Linked DNA regions of Homo sapiens: region 1 is linked to region 2. Evidence: chromatin loops called from intact Hi-C (ENCODE). Cell type or tissue: HCT116. All regions are shown on one strand.

Region 1 (8,000 bases), 620 kb before region 2:
AGGTCGAACTTTATAACATACTCTAGGATTCTGTGAAAACTATATATGAAAAATTTTGTAGTTAAAATGCTGCGGTGGCTCAAGCCTGTAATCCCAGCACTTTGGGAGGCCGAGGTGGGCGGATCACGAGGTCAGGAGATCGAGACCATCCTGGCTAACACGGTGAAACCCTGTCTCTACTAAAAATACAAAAAAATTAGCCGGGCGTGGTGGTGGGCACCTGTAGTCCCAGCTGCTCGCGAGGCTGAGGCAGGAGAATGGCGTGAACCCGGGAGGCAGAGCCTGCAGTGAGCCGAGATCGCACCACTGTACTCCAGCCTGGGCGACAGAGCAAGACTCCCGTCTCAAAGAGGAAAAAAAAAAAAAAAAAAGAAATAAACCAAATCTTCATTCTAAGAAATTAGAAGAAGAATAAAGAGAGATAAATAAAGGCAAAAGCTTAAATTACTGAAATAGAAGGCAAAATAAGTAATAGGATATATAAATAAATTTAAACTTGTTATATAAAAACATCTAAACTCTATACATGTCTATAACAAGTTTGATTTTTAAAAATGAGGAAATGCAAAATTATAAAAGATCAGAAAGCAGAAAGAAGACTATAGTGACTGAAAGTATTACAAGAGAATACGATATGAAACTTGATGGTAGCAAATTTTAAAACTGGAATAAACATTGGGGAAAAAAGAGGTAAAACTGTCTATTTTTGCAAATGATATGATTGTAAACCTAGAAAACCCAAAGGAATCTAATAAAAGTCTTCTAGAATTAAGAATAGAATTTGATAAAATAGGTGGATCTACAAACAGGCAAAAATACCATTAGCTTTTTTGTACTCTAGGAATAAGAAAAGGAATGAAAAAAAAAGTCTAAAATAGTGAAAAACCAACCTCTATGAAATACTTAGGATAACCAAAAAAGAAAATGCACAACAAAGTTATACTAAAATATGCAAAAGGAGAAATGAAGAAATGGAAAGATGTGCCATTTTCTTGGATAGGAAAATTCAATGCCATAAAGATATTAAATTCTACAAATTGATTATGTGTGTGGTGTGTTTTACTAAAAATCACAACAAAGTGGGTATTTCGGGTTTGTTTGTTGTTTTTGGTAATTGGATAAAGTGATCTTAAAGTTTCTAGAGAAAAATAAATATCAAAGAAAATACAAGTAATTTAGAAAAAATAAGTAGAGATGGAGTAAGGGACATCCTCGCTAGTTACTAGAACTGTCTATAAACCCATCGTATTAGGTTGGGGCAAAAGTAATTGTGGTTTTTACCACTAAAATTGCAAAACTGCAATTACTTTTGCACCAACCTAATCTTCAAATCAGTGTCCTACTGGATCTCAATTTTATTGCACACTCAAGGATACGCTACAAATATATGAATGAAAAATATAAAAGGTAAAGTAAACCAAAGCTCTTACCAAGAAATCTAGTGGATTATATGTACTGTTATATAATGGGGGTAGGACAAACCCTCCCAATAAAAACTGAGAAGCCAAAAGCTCTGAGAGTAAAGATAGCTGTATTTGACTGAAAACAGTATAACTTTTCAGGCAGAGATAATATAAAAATGCAGTAGACCATGGTAGATTTGAAGAAATCTATATAGTGTGAACACTAGTTATCATTTTTATAATATGCAAAGATTTGTTATGATTTGGCAAGAAAAACAAGAACAAACCAATAGGAAAATGGACAAAAGATATGAATGGGCAATATACAGAAAAGCACATACGAAGGGTTGAGAAACTCGGAAATATCCTCAAATTTACCAAAAGTGAGGGGAGTACAAATTGAACAAACAATAAGATATGACTTTATACCCACCAGATTGTCTAAAATTGTAAAGATTTGTAACACTTATTGCTGGCAGGTTAGTAGGTAAGGGAGAACTTTCATACAGCTTAGGTAGAATGGAAATACCTCTTGCAGGAGCAGCATGGCACTATCTATTACAATTTAAAATACAGACAGTCTTTAGGCCAGCAATTCCTTCCTCAGACTCTAATAGAAGCAAAGCCACCAGAATATAAAGATTCATACACAAGGTGTTTTAGCTTGCTTCCTTTACTTTGTTTTGTTTTTGCAAATTAGAAAAGCTAAGTGTTTTCTGTAATGGAGGATAGCTGAATAAATTATGGCATATCCATATGATGGAAAAATACAGTCATTAAGAATAAATTAACGCTTGTAATCCCAGCACTTTGGGAGGCTGAGGCAGGAGAATTGCTTGAGCCTAGGAGTTCAAAACTGGCCTGGGCAATATAGCGAGACCCTGTCTCTACAAAAAAATACAAAAATCAGCTGGGTATGGTATGCCAGCTAATTTTTGTATTTTTTTTTTTTGTAGAGATGGGGTCTCGCTATATTGGGTATGGCAGTGCTAGTCTGTACTCCTAGCTACTCAGGAGGCTGAGCTGGGAGGATTGCCTGAGTCCAGGAGTTTGAGGCTGCAGTGATCTGTGGTCGTATCACTGCACTCCAGCCTGGTTGACAGAGTGAGACCCCATTTCAAAAAAATAAAAAAGAAGAAATTAGTTGTGCTAGTTGACAGGAAGAATTTTAAAGGATATCGTTGAATGAGTAAAGCACAATGCAGTGAAAAGTATATGCTATGGTTTTATTTTTGTAAAACAAAAGCCCCTGTGTGTGTATGTGCATGTGTATGTCTACCTACGATTATATAGCCATGAGTAAAAATAGGAAAGACACATACTAGATTATTAATATGGGCTTTCTGGGTAAGTGGGTGGGTGGAGAATTTATATGTGTGGAAGAGAAGAGGAAGCACCAAGCCAAAAAAGGAAAAGGAATAAAAAGACCCCCTACACATAACTGTACACATGAACATATGTTTAAATTGATCCCATGCATGCATTTATGAAAATATATGAATGTGTGTTTCCATACATGAAGAAATCACCTTGCCAGTTTGAGGGTTTCTGTTTCACAGATAACCTCCTGCTTTCCAGGAATTTTTTTTTTTTAACTTTGAAGTTCAGGGGTACCTGTGCAGGATGTGCAGTTTCATTACATAGTAAACATGTGTCATGGGGTTTAGTTGTACAGATTATTTCAACACCCAGGTATTAAGCCTAGTATCCATATTTGTTATTTTTCCTGATCCTCTCCGTCCTCCACCCCCCACCGTCCAGTAAGCCCCAGTGTGCATTGTTCCAATGCGGTATTTGGTTTTCTGTTCCTGTGTTACCTTGCTAAGGATAATGGCCTCCAGCTCCACCCATATTCCCACAAAAGACATGATCTAATTCTTTTTCATGGCTGCATAGTATTCCATGGCATATATATGCCACATTTTCTTTATCCAGTCTATGATTGATGGGTATTTAGGTTGATTCCATGTCTTTGCTATTGTGAATAGCACTGCACTGAATATATGGGTGTATGTGTCTTTATAATAGAATGATTTATATTCCTTTGGGTATATACCCAGTAATGGGATTGCTGGGTTTAATGGTATTTCTGTCTCTAGGTCTTTGAGCAATCGCCACACTGTCTTCCACAATGGTTGAACTAATTTACATTCCCACCAATGGGGTGTAAAAGCATTCCTTTTTCTCCACAACCTCACCAGCATCTGTTATTTTTTGACGGCCCTTTTTTGATAATAGCCGTTCTGACTGGTGTGAGATGGTATCTTATTGTGGTTTTGATTTGCATTTCTCTAATGATCAGTGATGATGAGCTTCTTTTCATACGATTGTTGGCTGCATGCATGTCTTCTTTTGAGAAGTGTCTGTTCATGTCCTTTGCTCACTTTTTAATGGGGTTGTTTTATGTTTGTTGATTTAAGTCCATTGTAGATGCTTTTTCAGGAAAGTTTGCTGTTCCATTTGCCACCCTGTCCCTACATATTCTCCAGGAAAGAATTACTGACTCTGGGGCTTCCAGATTTACTTCCAGAACTACTGACTCTGGGGCTTATTCTAAGACTTCCCCTCCCATGACACACCATTTCATCTCACAAACAGCACTCAGAAAGCCTCCAAGATTCTTCTGGAAATGGATATCCCTTTGGGATCTCTACCTCTATCCCTTCTCATCCATACTTCCTTTAGTGAAGTGACCCCCACACTAACCTTTCTAGGCAAAGCAAATTGGCCTGTTAGGCAGATTTTCTAGGGGTGTCAGGTTCCTCTGCACCCACACTAGAAAAGCCAGAAGGTGAAGAGTTCCATCACAGGTACCCAGGAAAATGACCAATTGCTCTTAAGGTCATAGGTCTTAGAATTTTAGACTTGCCTAAGTTGTGAAATTCTTTAGGGTCTAATAAAAGTAATAAGCAGCCAAGAATGCTAATTTGAGATACCTTTGGTCAGCCTACGCTGTTTATGGCTCACGAGTTCATCTCCTCCTTGATGTCAACTGAATGCTTGCTAGTTTTACATTCCATGCTCACATCTGTCTGCTTCCTTCAGCCTCCTGGTCATGGAGCAATTTCCTTCACTTCAAAGGAGGCTCCAGGTGCAGGGAGGACTCCAGAGGTGTGGCCTGACCTCAGAATCTGGCTCCCTTTTATTTTACTAAAACATGTATTCTCTTCATCTTATCCCAAGTTGACTTTTGGAGCTATTCCGAAATTTGTTCATCTTTGAACACCGAGAATGAGAATAAAATATATTTTTCCTTTTCCTTCAAAACATTGACCCTAGTTTTGTCATGATGCTTCAAATGAATTAATTGCTGAAAGAAACAGTAGAGATAATTACACATGCCCCACAGGAGAAAAATGCCACGATTGAAACAGTAGAAAACAGGCTGTGGGAGATTTAGTGTAATAATGGCCTCTGATAAATCATGGAGAAGCAAGAAGTCGTTGTTGTAAGCCATTCGCTTTTAGGGTGGTTTCTTATGCAGCAGTAGTTGGCGAATGCTGTGTGTAACTCCTTCAGCAAGGTGAGGCTGCTTCTCCCAACAGGAGGCAGGGAGTATTTCTTACTCCCGTGAATCTACCTGGGCTGGCTTTGGGGCACTGTGGGGGTTCCAGAGCCTAGGTATTCAAGAGGCTTCGCAGCTTCCACCCTTGCCCTCTTGGAAGCTTGAAACTGCCATGCTGTAGAGAAGCTTAGCCTAGCTCCCTCGTGTATGAGAGGCTTAAGGAAGAAGACTGAGGCTCTAGCCAATCGCCAGAGCCAACTCCCAGACATGAGTGAGGCAATTCTGTACATTCTAGCTAAAGGCAGCTGAATGAAAACCCATAGAGGAAGAGCTTAGCCAACCCACAGAATTGTGAACAATAATAAAGGTTGTTGTTTTAAGGTATTGAGTTTTGAAGTGGTTGGTAATACAACCATGCCTTATTAATACAGAGCCTTGGATTTTTTTTTACTACCTTAACATAAAATTATTTATTCATTTATTTTTAGATTTAAAAAATTTTTAGTGGGCATATAGTAGGTGCATATATTTATGGGGTACATGAGATGTTTTGATACAGGCATGCAATGCGTAATAATCTTATCATGGAGAATGGGGTATCCATCCCCTCAAGCATTTATCCTTTTTATTATAAACAATCCAATCATACTATTCTAGTTATTTTAAAATGTACAATTATTATTGACTACAGTCACCCTGTTGTGCTATCAAATAGCAGGTCTTACTAATTCTTTCTAACTATTTTTTGTATTCATTTGCCCTCCCTGCTCCTCACCACCCCCGTCCTTCCAAGACTCTTGTAACCATCCTTCTGCTCTCTGTGTTCATGAGTTCAATTGTTTTGATTTTTAGATCCCACAAATAAGTGAGAACATGTGATGTTTGCGTTTCTGTGGGCTTGGATATTTTAATTCAGTATCTATCTTTTTTCTAGTTTTCTATATATATTGAGACATCTTTTTTACTTTTTTTCTTAGAAACCTAGATAGACACCTTCCCTACATAGACACAAATAACTCCTATATACCATACACTTAAAAGCTCATAGGAGACAAAAGTGCAAAGGCAGGCACTGCATCTAATTTCTACTCTTCAGTGTCCTGCGCCTGGGTCAGCAGCACATGATTGGTGGGAAGTCAGCATATGTTGACCAGATTATCTCATGTGACACCTGCTGCTGCTTTTATCTCATTTTCTTAGTACTTGGATTTGTCACAGAATGAATGGTCTGATTCATTTGGCCTACCTGGGCAGCTTTGCTTGTGTCCCCTTGTTCTCTCACTTTTCCACGTAGATAGTTTTCAAGGGTCCCAGCCTGGAGGAAGAGAATATCTTTCCAGTTGTTGGTGGACTGAGCTTATTGGTCAAGAGTGTTGTAGTTGTAGTAATAATAGTAGTAACAGCAGCAGCAGTAGCAGCAGCTAATATTTATTGAAACCTTATCAATATGCCATTCACTTTAATTAATTGGTTAATTTAGTTAATTAGTTATTTTGATTTCCATAAAGGAAATGGAGGCAACGATGGGTTACTTGATTCTCCCAAGATAACATAGGTAAATGGCAGAGTCTCATCTTTTAGCAAACACCCTGGCTTGAAATGTAGCTAGCTGTGTGGTTACTGATGTTTAAACTAAGAAGTATTAAGCATAGTCATTTATAAAAGTTCCCTGACTATAAATCACCCATAAGCTACAATCGTCAAAGCTTTTAAATATCATTTGTACTTCTCATTAGCCAAGAAACAAGTATTACTGAGTGTGTCATATAAGTCTGTGCTTGTGCCAGTTACTATAGAAAGTTATAAAACATATAAACTATAATACAAAAGCAGCATATAAGAATCTTGGCTCTAAAGGGACTTACACTATTTTGAAGAGACCAGACTTACACAGTAAAATGACCAAAAAATAAGACCTAGTACCTAGTCTAATAATAATAATTAAAAAAAGAGAGCAAAGGAGTTTTGAGACCTCACCTTTTGCAGGGAAGAATCTGAGTCATATTTCAAATCTCCTTTTCTTCTTCTCAGGGCAAAACCACAGCTTTCATTTTTGAAGGTCACAGCAGTAAAAGATGGTTCAATAGGCCAGACTAACCTGTGTTAGCAACTAGGATAATATCCAGAAAAGAAAATTTACTTTGGGATTTAAGATGATCAAAACTGATTACTTCTCAAGAGGCTTAGAAACCCAAAGCTGTAAACACAGCTGGGGAAACACTTGAATGTGCAGCCATAAAAACTCCAGTGAATAATCCATCCTTCTGCTTCATGACATGGATACTACACCACATACATGAATCTATAGGAAAGCAGTAAATATTTTTATACAACCTTGTTGGTGAAGAGGAAAGAAAAATGTGTAGAAACATGCCCACCCACATCATCTATGTGTGCACTGTAAATGTCTCTCTTGTTTTGTTGAAGTTAAGGCAAAAGGATTACATTCAGTCCAGCCACTAAATTGTAATACAGAGATGTTATTGACTAAACCTGTAACAACTGGGTTTGTCTTCTCAAGATTTAGAGAACCAATAGAATTATTTCTGATTGGATGATAAGTAAATGCTCTATTATTTGTTAACCAATAGTCAATGACAGAAATTGAGCCAGTTTTCTCCATATAGAAAATTTTTGACTTATCAAGACCTCTTTTTTCCCTGGAAAGATAGATATCTATATATTAACAATTATTTTCTCTAGTAGTGTGGTTAGGTGTTTGATTATTTATTTTTCTTATTGGTGTTTTTGAAATTTTTCAAAATAACATCTATAGTTTTTATAATCAAAAGATACTGTGATTTTTAAAAGTGAACAACTTAGCTTCTTACTGATAGACAGTCTTACACCATTTAAACAAATTGCCCTTAACTACTTTGCCTACCAAATAAATCCTTATCTTTGGTTTATTTTAAAGGAATTTTTCCTTTCAGCAGAGTTTTATGATCAGCTTTCACTGATATCTAGAAATACATGTCAAGGTTAAGAATGTTATGATGCAGGACTTGAGCCTTGGGAAAAGAGTATTCTAAAGAGGACAAAAATTATGCCTTAAAAATTCCTTTTTCAGATGACTTGCTGTGTAGTCCATT
Region 2 (8,000 bases):
AAAACAATGTTTTTCTAACAACCCTATGGCCTCCCAAAGAAATTGTTTAGGCTTACATTTTTGAGGTTTCTTTTGGGAGTGGGGGTGGTGTTCGTGAATACTGGGCCGAACACCAAGGAACTGGGGGTGGAGGCAGAGGTGTTTGCCCTCTTCTTGGCAGTGGGTCCTGGAAGGCGACAGGTTTTAAATGAGTGTTTTCATTCCTCGCCTGCGGTTTGGCGGGACAGCGCTGCAGCCCATGGTGTGGAGCGCGGCTGGGGGACCAGGGGGAGGTGGGGAGAGGGGAGCGTGGAGGGGAGCGTGGAGGGGGGCGCGCGAAGGGGTTGCGGGGCGCAGGAGGCGGGCTGGGCTCGGCTGGAGACCGGACCTCGGTGTTGGCCTACAGCACAGGGAGCCGGCCGAATGCGCGTGATTACTGGACGGCGCTGCTCTGGGAGAGAGTCGGGGCCAGATTTGGCGCGGCGGTGAGGCGGCTGCGGGACAAGCAGAGGCGCGCGGGCGTGGGCAAGGGTTTGGGGCGCTCTGGAGCGGTTTGTTGGGTCAGTGAGGTGCCAGGGAGAGCGGGTGCCTGCCGGGCAGTGTGCTCGGGTTGCACGCCCTAGCGCGGGGGCGACAGCGGCGGCGCGGGCGGGCGGTCTGGAATAATGACAAACACATTTGGCCCTGAGTGAAGAAGTCGTCGTCGCCTCGCATTCCAGCAACTGGGATTTGAGGAATTTCGAACCGCACACCAAGGGGCCCTCATTGTGCTCCGTGGCCCCCGCCCCCGCCTGTCTTCCCGCGCCCCCTCCTCGGTGGAATCATTTCTGCATTGCCCGGGGGCTCTGCTTTCGCTCAGTTCTGGCCGCAGGCAGGAAGAGAGGAAAGGTCTCCAGGAAGGTGCCGAACTTCTTGTGAGGAAGTTAGGGACGACTTGGAACTGGGGAAACTTGTTTGCAGGTAAGACAGAAAGGTGGGAGGTAAACCATATTCTCCCTCCGGGCACCCGAGCCCTGGACACCCCCTACCCGGCACCCTTCTCCGCGCGGGGGTGCGTGGCACTTGCCGTCTGAGCTCGCCCAGCGCTGCTCGGTCCTCTCTAGTTGGCCTTTTTTCCATTCCTCTCCCTGCCGGCTTCAGAGCCGTCTGTGCGTACTTCTCCTTCCTCTGCTGTCTACCCCCATGGAAACCAGATTTACACACGAAATTAACTCCGCCCGGCTGCGCCCAGGGAGCGGGCGGCGTCCATTTGGCATTGAATATGTGGGATCAGCTGTTCTATTCCGGGAGGGTGTCGGCCAGGTCGGAGCGACGAGTGTGGCCCAACCCGAGTACGTTGCCAGAGGGAGCCAGGAGCCTGGGCCGGGCCAGGTGTGCGAGAGCTGCCGATGGCCTGGCCTCGCGTCTTGGTCGGGAAGGACTTGCTGGCCTGGCAGGCTGTGCGTTGTGCATCCCTCCCGCAGCCAGAGCGCCGGTCCCGCACTTCGCTCCCCGAATTGTGCTAAGACCTCAGGATGTGCGCAAGGAGTGCCTGGAAGAACTTGCCACTCACTCCATCTTCCTGGGTGGGAGGCAAGCATGGATGGGGCCCATATCAGGTCCCTACCGCCCCGCGTCCGAAAAGCCGCGGGCTGGGCGGTGTGGGAAATGGCTTTTTGGCTCCGAGGCCAAATTGCTCAATGTTTTGGACCGACTCGCCTCGCCGCGGTCGCTCCTGACAAGAACTAGACAGATTTTTGGAGCAGGGAGCATCCAGGGCAAACGCACGACAGTCCTCCGCAGTGCATCTCACCGGACAAACATCCCCGGAGCCACAGGAGGGGAGGAAGGGGCTCTCCGGGCGTGCGCACCTCCCCAGCCGCCGCGCTGTCCCATCCCCGACCCCTAATCTGGTCAACCTGGACCCCGGCACTGCTGAATTGCATCCCCTCTTCTCCCTTTCTCCTCGGCCTCCTCCTTTCCACAACCCTCAAGATGAGGAGGCCCTGCCTCGACTCCCCGACAGGCGCAAGGCCGACCAGGCTCGCTTTGACGCCCTGGTCAGGCCCTGCTTCGGAGCTTGCAGTTTTGGGTTGACCCAAGTGCAGCTGGACCTCGTTCACAAGAGTGAGGGGAAGCCAAGAATGAACCCGTCGTTAGCCCCCGGTGCCCTGGCTCTTGTTTAAATCCTTAGATCGAGAAGGACTTGAAGGAGATCCCAGGCTCCCAGCTCTGCGCCCCTGGGCCAGTTTCCTCTCGGGACGCGGACTGAGGAGGGATGCAGGGGGAGGGGCATTGGGCCGGGCTTTCCAGCTGCAAACACGTCTGGCGCCGAGGCGGGCCCATTTTGTGCCTCCTGGGGACGGACCGTGGGCGGCGCGCAGCGGCGGGACGCGTTTTGGGGACGTGGTGGCCAGCGCCTTCCTGCAGACCCCACAGGGAAGTACTCCCTTTGACCTCCGGGGAGCTGCGACCAGGTTATACGTTGCTGGTGGAAAAGTGACAATTCTAGGAAAAGAGCTAAAAGCCGGATCGGTGACCGAAAGGTGTGGGTCTCAGGGTTCCCCGGGTCTAACTCGCCGGGTCCAACCGCAGCATCAGCCTTGGGGCGGCAGATAATCTTTCGGTCTCGCCTGGGGCGCAAGATGCAGGATCGGGGGCAAATGGCTTCTCCCAACTTCCCCCTAATTCGGGTTCTGCCAGATGGTTGTCGTTTGCTGAAGTGGCTCGGCGGCATTTCCTTTTGTTTTAAACTGATCAATGAGCGAACCTGGGATGGGCTGAAAAAGTAGATTGTAGGAGGGAATAATGGGAAACCCGACTTGGGGCGCCTCCTTCCCTGCCTCCTACTGCAGTTTCTCGGCCCCCGCGAAAGGGGAGCGACAAGCGCGGGTGGGCGCGGACTCTTGAGGGGGCAGAGGCGGCTATGGCGCGTGTCGGGCAAGGTGGCACCAGAAGGCACTTTTGTGTGTGTGTGTGACAAGAGTCTCGCTCTGTCGCCCAGGCTGAAGTGCAGTGGTGCGATCTCGGCTCACTGCAACCTCTGCCTCCCAGGTTCAAGCGATTCTCCTGCCTCAGCCTCCCGAGTAACTGGGATTACAGGTGCCCGCCACCACGCCAGGCTAATTTTTGTATTTTTAGTAGAGACGGGGTTTCACCATATTGGCCATGCTGGTCTCGAACTCCTGACCTCAGGTGATCCGCCCACCTCGGCCTCCCAAAGTGCTGGGATTTACAGGCGTAAGCCACCGCGCCCGGCCAGGAACGGTTCTTAAATGCCGAGAGGGCGCATGCTAGCTCTCCTCAGCATTCCCGGTGAGCCGCTACCCACGGCCGTGCGGCTCTCGTGCCCATAGGAGGCGCTGGCGAGCTCCTGTAACCCTAAACCCCTCGGCCCCTTTCCCCCCACCCGCCCGGATTCTCTTCCCGCTCTCCCCCCTCTCTCCACACCCGCCCGGCCCCCTCTCGGGTCTCAGTTGAAAACAATGCAAACGCAGAGCGTCGTGCCTGGGGCGCAGCGGCCTCTGCAGCTCTGAGGTTCAGAGCGCGGCGCGCAGGGGCGCAGGGGCGCAGGTCCCCGGAGCGGCTGGGCATCGCCGCCAACCCCGGGACAACCAAGCCGCCGAGGACTTGGTGGAGGTGGGAGGGAGAGCGGACCGCGCAGTGTTCCTCTGGGTCCCGGGGTCAGAAGCCGGACAGTGGCGGGGGCTGGACAGTCCGAGCGCAGAGCCTCCCGGGCGAAGTCTGCGCGCAGCACTCCCGGCTGCGCTGTCGGGGACCAGGAGCCTGGGCTGCGGGCGAGCTAGCTGGCGAGCCGGGTAAGATTCGCGGGGCTGTCGCGCCCTCTAGTGGGCTCCGGGGACGCATCCCGCTTTCCCCAGCCCCGGGCGGTCGGCGCCGCTATCTCAGTGGAGCGCAGCGCTGGAACCCCGGGGGCCCGGAGCGGAGGCTAATCTGGGTCACCTTTCCCCTCCTCCGGGCAGCCAGTGGACTCCTCGCAGGCTCTGTGTGGGCCCGGGAGGCGCCGGGTGGACGAGAGGGGGCCGAGGTCTCTGGGTTTGGATTGAGAATGGGACGTCCTTGTAATTCAATGTGGGAGAAGCAGGGGAGTGTGGAGGAGGACGGGTCCCGTGCGTTCTTGGGGGGCAGGCGCCGTCTTCTGCGTTCCAGCCCCTCGCCAGCTCCCTTGCCCCGCGGGCGGCCTGTTGCTGTTTGTTTGTTTTACGACCCTGCGTTATTGTGCAACGGTAACAGTCGTTTCCAATCAGCTGCGCGGCCGTCGCGGCCCTCGCCAGGCTGGTTTATGGGGGCGGCGGTGGCGCGCGGACAGATAGGACAGCGCGGCCCGGGAACGGCGTCGAGGTCCAGGCGGTCCCCCTGCCCCGAGGGGGCGGAAATGCTGAGGTGGCGAGAGCGTGGGTTGCACAGAACCCTAGTAGCGAGTCCGGCTGAGCCTCTGCGGCCTAGCCCAGCAGCGTCGTCTTCCCGGCTCCGAAGACGTCTTCCCGAAGCCCCGCTGCCCCGGCGCACCAGCTCCCGGTGATGGGGATGATGATGGGGATGATGGGGAGATGTCCCCGAATTCTCCTGGGGTCCCGAGGAGATTTAGCCATTTTCAACAGCAGTTTTCCTATTTCTGCTTAAACCCCGCGGGCTTTCAACTGAGGTCACCACGAAAGCTAAAAGTACAACCTAAGGAAGGAAGAGACTGGAAATTAACATTTGGGGTAGTGGAGCTCAGAATTCCTCGCAGCGGCGTCTGTGTCGCAACCCGTGGACGCACGTCCTTGGACCAACACTGCCATCTGCTGGCCACTCGTAAGAACTACTGCGACCCGCTGTGAGAATGGGCTTCGCGGAGACCATTAGGAAGGTGCTTTATTTTTTATTTTTTATTTATTTTTTGCTCAGTAGGACCGTAATAGGTGACTGATTTTCTTTTGCTGTGAGGCTACAAGAATTGCTGGAAGACAACATTTTTATTTCGTGGAAATTTGTGTTGTGTTTCTCCTTGGTTGTTAATGCTTTGCATTTACATAGTGAACATCTTATTATCAGAGCTGGCCTGTGAGGAGGGTAGTGGGGGGGCATTGATGTTCCCGTTTCTGAGTGAGGAGACCTATGTCGGGGCCTTGGTGACCTCAAGCCGAATGCTCAAACTGCTACTGCTACTCCTAAGGTTGTGCCATTAGGAGTCACACCCGTTTGGTGATATTCAAAAGGATATGTCATTTTATTCTCCCGTGGTTAAATATATGGTGAGAGGAGAGCAGGCATGTTTATGAGCCCAGATTGTCCCATAAAAGGCTCCTGTTTAAAAACACTCCAGCCCCCTCCCATTACTGGAATGTCTGATGGAGCTCCGGGAGATCAAAACAACAAAACAGGCTCTGGTAGGGTGCAGAGGTCCTGGTAAACACACCCTCTGCTGGAAAACAGGGAGAAGTTTCCACCAGTGTAGACCTGCACTTGGTTTGCCTGGGCTGAAGTTAGGAGACTGCGTAGAAAAAGGAAAATGTGTAATTTTCACAGTTAGAATTAACTTAGGAGAGCTGAAATTAACTGAGCCTCGGAAATCTGAATCTTGAAGTCACCAGTGGCTTTTGGGGCTGTGAGAGAGTCTCCTGTGGTCTTTAATCATGTGAGGGTGGGGTGAAATTCAATATTCAGTGGTTCTGCAATGGGATGCACTGTGCAATTGGTGATTGAGAAGCCAACTCTCTGGCTTTAGGAGAAGAATGTCTTGCTGTTAGTCCTTCTGGAAATAGAGCCTTGCATTGCCTACTGTCTGTTTACACTACCTTTGCACATTGCCTTTGGTTATAGAGTCATGTCCAATGGCTCTTTACTTCTGTTTGCAGGGCAGGAGATGGCACCCTGTTAAAGAGAAAGGATAGTAGCTGCAAAGTCATTTGTTTCTCTGTTTCTGTGACTGTATATATTGGCTCATCTTTGAATGGTCTTTATAGCCACACCAGGCTGGAGGTAACAGGGTCATGGGAGTGGACTGCTGGTGTGGGCTGAATCAGAGTTCAGATCCATGTCTCCAGGAGGTAGGAGGTGCAGGGCAAGTCATGTGGCTTCTGGGGCATCCCTCACTTTCTTAGTTAAGGAGAAGTTGAAGGAGCCGATCTAAAATATCTTGGGAGTCTGCAGAAAAAGTCGTGAAAATCAAAGCACTTTCAATTAAACTATATAATTTAGTCCTTACAAGAATGCCACAGGGCAAGCAACCAGTCAGGCCTTGGTAGTCGTGCTTCCTAGAAGAAAAGACTGAGGTTCAGAGAGTTGGATAGAGTATCAGATTTGGGATCAGTGGCTAGTCCAATGTGATTTCCATCCTTTCTTCTGAGAGAAAGCATAAGAAGGCCAAGAGGATGGTGGAAAAGCACAAGTCACCTGCCTGAGAGTCAACAGGGCGGGGGGTCTCTTTCTCAGTTTGTTCCTCTAAGTTATGGCAAATGTTTTTTGAGCTGTGATTATTGAGAATGGGGGCTGAAGTTCAACATGTAGTTGGCATGAGGGAAGTAATTATGATTGAAGAAAAGATTTGGGTGAAATCTAGTGTTCTTCCCTGCAAAGGGGGTTGTTCTCACGGATTCTTATGGTGCCATGTTTCTCAGAATTTGTAGTTTCAGTTACTTATATTTGCACACCTGACTTTAGATGAGCTCCAGAATAGCAGTTACTAATTAAGGATGAGCATTTAGAGTAGATAAAAGTGGCAGGAACAGCAAGACTCACTCCCAGAGAGCCTCACTACAGGTCTAATAGGTGAGGAAATTCCCCATGTTTCCCATTTTTCTTCATTACCTCCCTGTGGGGCAAGCACTGCCATTATTCATGAGTAAACTGTCTGAGTTATAGATAAGTAATGACATGAAACTTCACAAACACGCTGAGCACAGTGGCTCACGCCTGTAATCCCAGCACTTTGGGAAGCCGACGTGGGTGAATCACGAGGTCAGGAGTTCGAGATCAGCCTGACCAACATGGTGAAACCCTGTCTGTACTAAAAATACAAGAAATTAGCTGGCCATGATGGTGGGCACCTGTAATACCAGCTACTCGGGAGGCTGAGACAGGAGAATCGCTTGAACTTGGGAGGCAGAGGTTGCAATGAGCTGAGATCATGCCACTGCACTCCAGCCCAGGCGGCAGTGCAAGACTCCATCTAAAAAAAGAAAAAGAAAGAAAGAAAAAAGAAAAAAAGAAAGTTCACAAACAGGCCTGATTTCTACCCAGGGAACCACTGTTATCAGAGATTGGGGTTTGGAATCTTAAGCAACAAACACATGTTTATTCTCTTCCTTCCTGATGGCTTGCTCAGAGGACCTGTTTCCATTGCCCACTTTTTTTTTGAGACAGAATCTTGCTCTGTCACCCAGGCTGGAGTGCAGTGGCGAGATCCTGGCTCACTGCAACCTCTGCCTACTGGGTTGAAGCCATTCTCCTGCCTCAGCCTCCCGAGTAGCTGGGATTATAGGTACCTGCCGCCATGCCTGGCTAATTTTTTGTATTTTTAGTAGAGATGGGGTTTCATCATGTCGGCCAGGATGGTCTTGAACTCCTGACCTCAAGTGATCTGCCCACCTCAGCCTTCCAAAGTGTTGGGATTACAGATGTGAGCCACCACGCCCGGCCTCATTGGCCACTTTATATGTCAGTAAATAATCTTTCCTGGCAGAGGGTCCACTGTATCTGGAGGCACTGAAGGAAATCTGGGAGTGTCTGGCCAGGGCAAAGCACTGCTTAGAGCTTGCACAGGAAAAGCAGTGAGCCCTTCTTTTAAGCTGGAGAAAGCTTTAAAGATGCATCTTTGGCAAGTCTTGCCAAAGAAATATGGGTTCTAAATGTGATAAAACCAAAGACATCAAGCTGGCTCTGGAGGCCTTGTTTGAAGTTTGCTGAGTGGATTGTCAGTGGGAGGCTGATATTTATATGTACAAACACACAAGCATTACTGCTAATTGTGGTAAATCAGGCTGGCCAGCCTGGCTCTGGGGCCCACTGTGCCTGCCACCGCAGCAGTGTGGAAGCCT

Evidence for each region. Hi-C counts contacts between places; a loop is a spot of excess contacts. Peaks named below come from ENCODE experiments on the same cell type or tissue, not always from the same donor. Only the 100,000 strongest peaks of a DNase experiment are listed, where the experiment ranks them.
Region 1: it touches region 2 in a loop (2.3-fold over the local background); 2 of 110 quality-filtered maps call a loop at or near these places.

What each region holds. Positions count from the first base shown.
Region 1 is chr4:53,610,363-53,618,362 of GRCh38, forward strand. It overlaps a transcript of LNX1 not described here. Among named protein-coding and RNA genes, the nearest start is that of LNX1-AS2, 21 kb to the left of the region's middle. In HCT116, CTCF peaks have their summits at 4,469 and 4,670; no DNase peak of the experiment used is centred here; H3K27me3 peaks cover 660 bases.
Region 2 is chr4:54,229,668-54,237,667 of GRCh38, forward strand. All of the region lies in intron 1 of PDGFRA (platelet derived growth factor receptor alpha), which reads left to right. Among named protein-coding and RNA genes, the nearest start is that of PDGFRA, 4.4 kb to the left of the region's middle. RefSeq lists enhancers at 3,656-4,206, 4,017-4,136, 4,644-4,693 and silencers at 3,687-3,796, 4,758-4,865. In HCT116, CTCF peaks have their summits at 3,836 (motif pointing left) and 4,765 (motif pointing left); DNase peaks (open chromatin) are centred at 3,764 and 4,744; H3K4me3 peaks cover 741 bases.